2 separate regions of the Homo sapiens genome follow, and region 1 is linked to region 2. Evidence: read pairs that join two places in POLR2A ChIA-PET (ENCODE). Cell type or tissue: PC-9. All regions are shown on one strand. Links, peaks and the distances in the headings refer to the core of each region. The heading gives the core; the rest is flanking DNA.

Evidence for each region. ChIA-PET counts read pairs that join two places held together with the same protein. Peaks named below come from ENCODE experiments on the same cell type or tissue, not always from the same donor. Only the 100,000 strongest peaks of a DNase experiment are listed, where the experiment ranks them.
Region 1: POLR2A ChIA-PET joins it to region 2 with 7 read pairs; 1 of 35 experiments calls an interaction of 5 or more read pairs at or near these places.

Annotation. Positions count from the first base shown.
Region 1 is chr7:29,547,134-29,551,536 of GRCh38, reverse strand. All of the region lies in intron 1 of PRR15-DT (PRR15 divergent transcript), which reads left to right. It also overlaps the pseudogene GTF3C6P3. Among named protein-coding and RNA genes, the nearest start is that of PRR15-DT, 14 kb to the left of the region's middle. In PC-9, for the core only: no CTCF peak of the experiment used is centred there; a DNase peak (open chromatin) is centred at 2,526.
Region 2 is chr7:30,066,101-30,070,503 of GRCh38, reverse strand. The region is part of intron 12 of PLEKHA8 (pleckstrin homology domain containing A8); the gene reads right to left. Among named protein-coding and RNA genes, the nearest start is that of PLEKHA8, 40 kb to the right of the region's middle. In PC-9, for the core only: no CTCF peak of the experiment used is centred there; a DNase peak (open chromatin) is centred at 2,163; H3K27ac peaks cover 1,103 bases.

The DNA of each region.
Region 1 (4,403 bases), core at 306-4,305, 520 kb after region 2:
CCTCTGCTACTGCCATGGTCCCACAGCTCTGGATTATAGGCTTCTTATTTCAGTTTTAGAAAATTTTCAACTATTATCTCTTCAAACATACTCTCTTCCCCATTCTATTCTTTATTTTTATTTTTTATTTTTTATTTTTTTTGAGACAGAGTCTCACTCTTCCACCCAGGCTGGAGTGTAGTGGCGCGATCACGGCTTACTGCAGCCTCGACCTCCTGGGCTCAGTCGATCTTCCCACCTCAGCCTCCTGAGTAGCTGGGACTACAGGCACAAGGCGCCAAACCTGGCTAATTTGTTGTACTTTCTGTAGAGACAGGGTTTTGCCATGTTGCCCAGGCTGTTCTTGATCCCCTTGGACCAAGCAATCTGCTAGCCTTGGTCTCCCAGAGTGCTGGGATTACAGGTGTGAGACACCCAGCCTGGCCCTCTTTCTTTTCTTTTTCTGGAATCCCAATTAGACATTTGTTACACCTTCTCAGTCTCCCCTACCATGCTTCTTAACCTACTCTTTTTTATTTTTTGCCTTCTTTGATGCATTCTAGAGAATTCTTTCTGATCTATGTGACAGTTCATTAATTCTGTCTTCTGCTGCATCTAAACATCTGTTAAATTCCTTCATTAATTTATACATTTTAACTTTTTCTTTTCTAAATGTTCTATCTAGTCTTATTTCAAATAGGACGCTATACTTTTCTATTCCTTGAAGATATTTTTAAACTTGTATTTTTAAACTTTAAACATACTAAACAGTTATTTTATAATCTTTGGCTGATACATTAAAAAATCTGAAGTCTTTGAAGGTGTTTCTTTGGTCTTTTTTTTTTTTTTCCTGCCAGTTTCCACTCATAGGGTCTTGTTTCTTGATATTCTTAGATACTATTTTGTGTTCCTCATTCTACTTTAAAAATTATTTTTGGAAAATTTAAGGCCTAAGACAAAGGTGACTTACTCTAGAAAGGATTTTCAAGAGGTTAGGGGAGTTACCAGACATGAACACTGAGTTCGTGGCTTGAGGTTTCTTGGACAAAACAACTGATCCATAGGAGCACTGCTAGCCCATAGTCACCCTCCCAGGGATCAGTCCATTCATTTTTCCCTCCCCTACAACCTCCTTTTTGTGCCAAAGTAACTTAACTGTCTGTGCAGTCTTGTGGGTGGATATGGGTATGGTTTACTTCTGGTTTGCCTATACCCTGATTTAGGAGAATCTCCTATTAATCTATTTTTGGTTAACCTTGGGTTTAATTGGTCGCTTTTGCTCCAGGGACTGTCAAAACTGGAGTTGTTTCTGTGCCCAGTTCTCAGCAGGAGAATTCATCCAAATAACCTAGCCTGCCACTGATAGAAATGAGTGTGTTTTAATTCTATTGTAAATGGTTTGCTTGGTGTTTGTCCCATTGACTATAATTTTCTTATTTATTTGTTTATTATGAGACTCCCTCACTAGAAAGTGAGTTTCATTTTTAATGATCATTTACATGATGTTTCCTATGTATCAGGTACAGCTCCATGATAAACTGTAAACATAAAACATAATGTAAACATTATCTCATTTAATGTTCCTAAAAGCCCTCTGAAACAGACACTATTATTATAACAGGTGAGGAAACTGAGACATCAAGAACTTACTTTATGTTCCTAAGGCCACACAGCTGGGAAGCTTAAAGGACCAGCGTCTGACCCCAGAAAGACTGGCTTCCAAGTCCCGGGACCTAACTAATCACTGTGCTGTGTGTTTCTCCATGAGTGCTAAGACATCTCATTGATGAATCTTTAGCACCTGGTGTGGCACCCAGCAATAATGGTTTTCAGTATTGTTGAATGAGATACCATAGAATGCATACAAATCAATGCTTCATTGATTATAACACTACTGACTTGTAAAAGCAAATGTAATAAAAATGGCAAAGAATACAATCCAATTTGTCATTACTTGTAATAATAGCTTGATTTTCTTTAATTCTGAAATGTGAGTACAACATGTAAACCAAAGTATCTGATACATTTTTGTTTTGTTGTTACCACATTGGAAGAATATTATATTGTAATGCCTTTGAAGGAGATAAAGTTGGGTGATAGGATACAGATGGGGCATATTGTAATGCCTTTGAAGGAGATAAAGTTGGGTGATAGGATACAGATGGGGCAGAATAATGACCTATCAGAGAATGGCTGCTGAGATTTTCTTAAATATTGTACTTAGGGAATAAATGAACGACTTGGAGGGCATGAAATCCTCAAATAAGGCTTCACAACGTGTCCATACTCTCTTAGAAAACAAAGATAATTCAACTTAGTTATTTGTTAGAAAATCATTGATGTGAGTAGAAGTCACGTGTTACCCTCCAAGGCAATGTTCTCTAGCTGATCACCTGGTTCCAGGTCAAAGCTGGGGTAGCCTAGCTCCTTTAGAAGGTGACCTGCTACCTGCTGTTGTTAATATCCCTTTTCAAAGCACTGATTTGGTTATGCTCCATTTGCCAGGTCTTATTTTCTCTCTTGTGGTTTGTCGATGTGTCAGCACATTACGTCACAGGTGCACAGGTAGAAGGTAGATATCTGATGGAAGGGTAACATGATGCAGGAAGTGAATCTTTTGGTTTCCTAACCTGTATCAAGGCCAATGTCAGATGGACATAGTTGGCAGGACTTAAAACATGGCTGCTTTCCTAAGTCACAGGCTGTCGGGAGGCTCAAGCAAAGTTTTGGGAGCTCATCTTTGCTCAGTGCTACCACAGGTGAATCTCATACTGTGCACTCTCACTTAGCATCAGGCTCATGCATTTGGTGTAACTGTGCTTACCTAGAGAGAGGAGCTGCTTTAGCTGCACTGATAGACCTTTTATTATAATAGTACATTTTGAATTTTTACGATGGGTTTCCCACTTCTAATGGCCAGAGCTACCATAAGAGATAGGAACTACCAGTCCTACAGTTTTATCTGTGAAAGTTGAAGCCATTTGTTTACGGTTAAAGGACCAGAAGAGGTGGAGTTATGTTGGTTAGGTTTGTGTTACTCTGCCCCTGATATGGTGTTCTTCTAATATGGATATTCAAATCTCATGCTGGCGTTTAGTTAATCACCACATTAATAAACATTTGTTAGTATGAAGGCTATTACATCAAAAGAAATAGTAGTATTTTTAAAATTCTAGTAGATCATTGTCTTCTAAGTTTCTTACTGAAAATAATGTTAAGTCATATGTGGCTGCTTAAGTATTAAGCCCTATGGAATCATAGGGCACTCAAAACAAAGCTCAAATTAACTCTAGGAATTGTAATTACATACTTTTTTTTGTGGAAAGACTCGATGGTTGGTTTGAATTACTAGCTGTGTGGCTTTGGGAAAATTACTTAATATCTTTAGGCTCTGGTTTCCTTATCTGTAAAGTGGGTACGATACCATCTACTTTTCTGAGTGGTTGCCAGAATTAAAGTACACAATGCATTTATTAAAGTCCCTAGCACAGTACCTGACACATAATAAGCACCAGTAAATGTCCATTTCTCTTTGACTAATGTCTTTCATTGGCTGTGTGGGAAAAGTATGTGAACAAACTCTATACATCAATCCATTCTAAGTGCTTTTTGGAAGTAATGGTAGAAAGTCTTACAGAACACTGTCATTATTGTAGTTTGGGGCCAGTTCCTCCCCGACTCCCAATAACATAACGTTAAAATTTACTGTAGAATATTTAATATACAACAACTTGCTATGAATCTGTTTTCAGCAACACAACAATTAAATCAAGCAGAAGTTTTCTGTATGTGATTCCAGAATGCTCTTTATCCTTTCAGCACTAAAATTGCATTACCTGTAGCTAAAGGAGGAAGTGTGCTCAGTTGAGCTTGAAAGCAGTGGTACGAGAAAAGGATTAGCAAATTGCACGACAAAGTCCTTAGAAGTAAGGTCACCACCAGACTGTAGCTGGGGCACAAGCCAGGGAATATGTTTAATATGTGCTGCTCCATTAGTTCCTGAAATCTTAAAACGTAACCTGCCTCAGTGAATCATAGCAGAAGGAGGAAAGCAACAGGAGCATCATGTCTCTGCTTTTTCAGACAACATAGCACTGATTTATTTTCAAAAATTTTTTTAAATTAAAGTAACTTATGTACATAAGTTTAAAAGTCAAATGTTATTGAAGGGCTTGGAGCAAATTATGGGGGTTTCTCCTCATCCTTTCCCTCAGTCCTCTTCTGCCATTACTTCCAACAATCTCAGCTTTTTATTTCTGGCATTTACGCATCTCCGTATTTCTAAATTACACGTGTGTCATGCTTTCTTTTGATTTATCAATATGAGCCATTCTGTAAACATTCTATAATGATATTTAAGAGTTTAGTTTTCTCATACCACCACGACTTCTGCCTCCCTTCTCCCATATTCCCACTAGAGAATA
Region 2 (4,403 bases), core at 171-4,170:
TCCTATACATTGCCATTCAAGTTAACCGTTCAAAAAAGCCTAGAAACTCTTTTCCATGCCCTCTTCTAAAAGACAGCAAAAAGACAAGGAAGACAAAGGTGCTGTGAGTCCAAACAGCATGGGGAGTCTGGCTTAAGGATGGGAGAGTGTTTGTACAGCAGCACATCTGTCTTCCCACTTGGCCCTAGTAGACAAAGAAGCTGTTCCTTGTTATGCTTATACCTTGCCAAAGGAGAGTTCCACCTGGCAAAATGTGGGCCAGATGACCTAATGGGAGAAGGTGTGTCAAAAGAATTTGGGCTGGGTCTTGACTGAGATCATTGCTGCAATTTAAAACCAACAAATGAAATAAAAGTCATAAAAAAAAAAAAACACTTCCCAAAGTCCTTAGCTGACTTCTACGCTGCAAATATCCCTGCCATGTGAGACTGATGGCATTAAAATAAGATGAAGTCTAAGCCTGACCTATTTTGGTTACCTAGAGAAGATTAGATAATGAAATACATTAATCTTCACTGTAATACCCATTCATTATCATCATGCATGTTCTATAATCTGGGAGTATTTTTGGCCTCTGAAAGACATAAATGATACCCTTCTCCCAGTTCTTTGAGATGTGTCAGTTCCCCAGAAACTGAGTCAAAATTTCTAAGTAGGAAGCCTTGACAATCACCTTGCCTAATTCTTTTCCTTTTAGAAATGAAGACATGGAAGACCCAGAAAGGTAGTGACTTTCCCAAGGTCACAAAGTTAAAAGCAATGAGACCTGGGGACACTCTTGTTGCATCACACCATTCTGTCAAAAAAACTGGTGTTTACTCTGTAAACAATGTAATAAAAATGAAAAATATGCCTTTTCCAATCCTTTTCTGAAAGAATTGGCACCTGGTTATGGAAACAGCACAGCTCTCATTCATTTACTATTAGTAACTCAGAAACTTGCTATCAGGTATTTAGAGATTATGCCTAAAGCTTTTATAGTAACTGAGAGAACAACCCTTCCATTACTGTTGGTGAACAACCATTCTGTCCAGGAACTTTGTATACAGGAAAGTGTTTTTCTACTGTAAACCTATAATTGGTAAAGTTATTTTGGCTTATAGAGAAGACGAGAGAAATGTCAATCTAAGTCTTAAGAGAAAGCCTGGGAAGTAGAGAACCAAAGCCAGAAAGGGCGGAATTACTCACTGGGCTGAGGAAATGACAATCATAGTTCTGCAAATGTGCTCAACTAGACAGTTCTGAGGCAAGAATTAGGAACCAGGAGATTTGAAAGCAGGTAGTCAAGTCTGGCAGGAGGCTGGTGGGAAACAGATAGGCACCGGGGAAGTGTGCTTGCCCTAAGATCCTACGAGTTCTAGAGAGAACGGTCCAGTAACTCACTTAGAATAGTAAGAACCTTCATCCTATAACTCATGTCTTTTTAAAGCATAGGTGGGCAAAAGAACAATGGACCAGAATATGGAGTCTAGAACAGATCTCTCTCTCTCTCTCAAAGTTGGTATTACATACAAGTGGGGAAAAGAATGGGTGATCCAATAAATGCTGCTAAGACAACTGGCTTTCTGATTGGAAATAATAAAATTATATCCCCACCTTACACCATTCACAAAAATAAATTCCAGGAAGATTAAAGACATAAATATGAAAGCAAACCTACAAAACTTCGAGAAGAAAATGTCAGAGAACATCTCTGTGACCTCAAGGGAGAGAGGGATTTCTTTAAGAAGTACAATCCATAAAGAAAGAATGACATGTCTGATTACATAAAAACTGAAACTTCTGTATACCAAAAGACACCATAGATAAAGAGCAAACGCAAGCCACAGACTGACAGAAGACATTTTAACCCATAACTGAAAAAGATTAGACATTTTAACCCATCACTGAAAAAGATTAATATCCAGGAAATATAAAGAACTCCCAGGAGTTGATAAAGAAAACCTAAGAGAAAGGTGGTCAAATACATGAACAGGCAACTCACAGAGAAGGATATCAAACTGCCAGTGAAGACAGGAAAAGCTACTCAACCTTACTTGTAATCTAAGAACAAAAACTTTGGCAATATTCTATCATTTTACAGCCATCAGGCACAAATTTAAAAGGCTGACAATGACAAGTGCTAAAAAGAATGTGGAGTATTGGGAACTCTCACTACTCTGCTGGTAATTATAGACTTTGGAGAGCAATTTGGCAATATCTAGTCATGTGGTTCAGCCATTCCAATTGTATTATGTACTACAGCAGCAATTCCCAGTGTAGTCTCCAAACCAGCAGCCTCAGCATCACCTGGGAACTTGTTAGAAATGCAAAGTCTCAGCCTCAAGTCAGGCCTACAGAGCAATCTGTGTTTCAAGGAGCCTTCCAGGTGAGGCTAATACAGGTTAGAGTTTGAGAACCACTGTTCTGGCAGCACAGCTTCTCAAGCAGTAAGGCCCCATGAACTACCAGTCTGTAGACAGCCAGAGTCCCTGGACCAGTCCCTCTTAGCTATGAGAAGCCTCCTCCTTTTTCTGGTGTGCTGTCTGGACATAATTTTCCATATGATAGAGAACATGTGTGAAAGGAACGTGTACATTGTAGAATTGCTTTTAATGGTGAAAATCTGTAATCAACTGTGTCCATTAACAGTATATTAGTTTTTCGAAACCATGGTCTATTCATACAATGAAATGCTAAACAGCAAGGAAAATTAATGAGCCAGGACTACAAGCCACTTCAACAGTGGCTAAAGTCTGAAAATACTGAGTGAAGAAGGAAGAATGTGCACAATATGATACCTCATATACAAGTTTAAAACATGTAGTCCAATGCTAGATGCTGCTTATGGACACATAAATATATAGCAAAAGCATAAAAACATGTATTACATAATGAACTACGCAAATTCAGGATGATGATCTCTGGAAAACGATGGGAGTCACGGGATTAAGGAGTGACACGTGGGCACTTAACTGTATTGAACTATTTTTTTCTATTAGGTCAAGTGGTAGATATTTGTTAAATGCCTAAATTATTTATAATTTTCTTTTTTGAGACAGAGTCTTGGTTTGTCACCCAGGCTGGAGTGCAATGGTGCAAACATGGCTCACTGCAGCCTCAACATCCCTGGCGCAAGTGATCCTCCCACCTCAGGCCCCCAAGTAGCTAGAACTACAGGCTGGTACCACCACACATGGCTAATTTTTGAATGTTTTGAAGAGACAGGGCTTCGCCATGTTGCCCAGGCTGGTCTTGAACTTGTGAGCTCAAGTGATCTGCCTGCCTTGGCCTCCCAAAGCGCTTTGGCATGTATTTTTAAAAGCAGAGCTACTAGGAGAGTAACCTCTGAATTCTTTATAGTGACTATGCTTAAGGCAAATTGACTTGTATGGACAATAACCAGTGGAAAGAGGTCAAACAAGCACCCAGAGATGCCCTTTGTTAATTTCAGGCACTGTTAAGACTAACGCTTGTGCTGCCAGCCAATCCTGCCAGTGGAGGCATATGCTGCAAATGGTTCTGGAAAGAGTATTACAATTCACATTCCATAGTATTTTCAGAATGGCCAACTTATGATTTGATGTCAAATATCTGATTATGAGTTCTGACTTTATCTCTCTCACTTATCTCTCCTTATCTGTGAAAGCCTTTCATATTAAATACATGACTGAGCATCCTTTTAAAATTTTTTCTATTCTGTGCCAGAAAAGGATCTTGGTTGGGTTAACTTTTACTGACATTTATGGGATCATTCTGAGATGAGATATGTGGCAATATGTTATCCCACTGAGCACAGAGCATATAACATTTAATACAATGGTGCATGAAATGCCAGAGCAACTTTTCTTCCTTCCACTTGCAAGGATGCTTTCCAAAACCTCTTTCTGATGTGGAATATGCAATGGAGAGGGGGACTCAGCTCTAAAGCAGATTATTAAACATATCTGCCTTGTGAACCCAACTCCCTCCTGAAAATGACCTCTAAAGAATGTTAGGACACTAAGGGAACACAGCAGCTCTTAGCATGAAACCACCCAAAATGTTCCACTCTGATTATCATTATGGGGAAGCCAAGTGATGGCTCAAGTGCAAAAAGGGGCAGTGTAAAGTCTAAGGCTCCTTCCAGATGCTGGAAGTATTCCAGGTCACAGAACTGCAGCAATACAATAACTAGAGATGCATTTTCCAGAAAGGTAAAGGAGACAAGGCTTCTACAATGTTATTTAGGACTTCTACATATAAATGTACTATTTCCAAGGCCATTAAGACCATACAAGTTTCATGAACATTCACCTCAAACCTTACTTAAGCAGTATTTTTATTGGAAAGCTGTCTAATTATGATGAAAAGGAGGAAAATAAACTGATGCTATAACTAATTTCAGCAGTTTTACTCCTGCTTATTAAAAATCTCTTAGATGC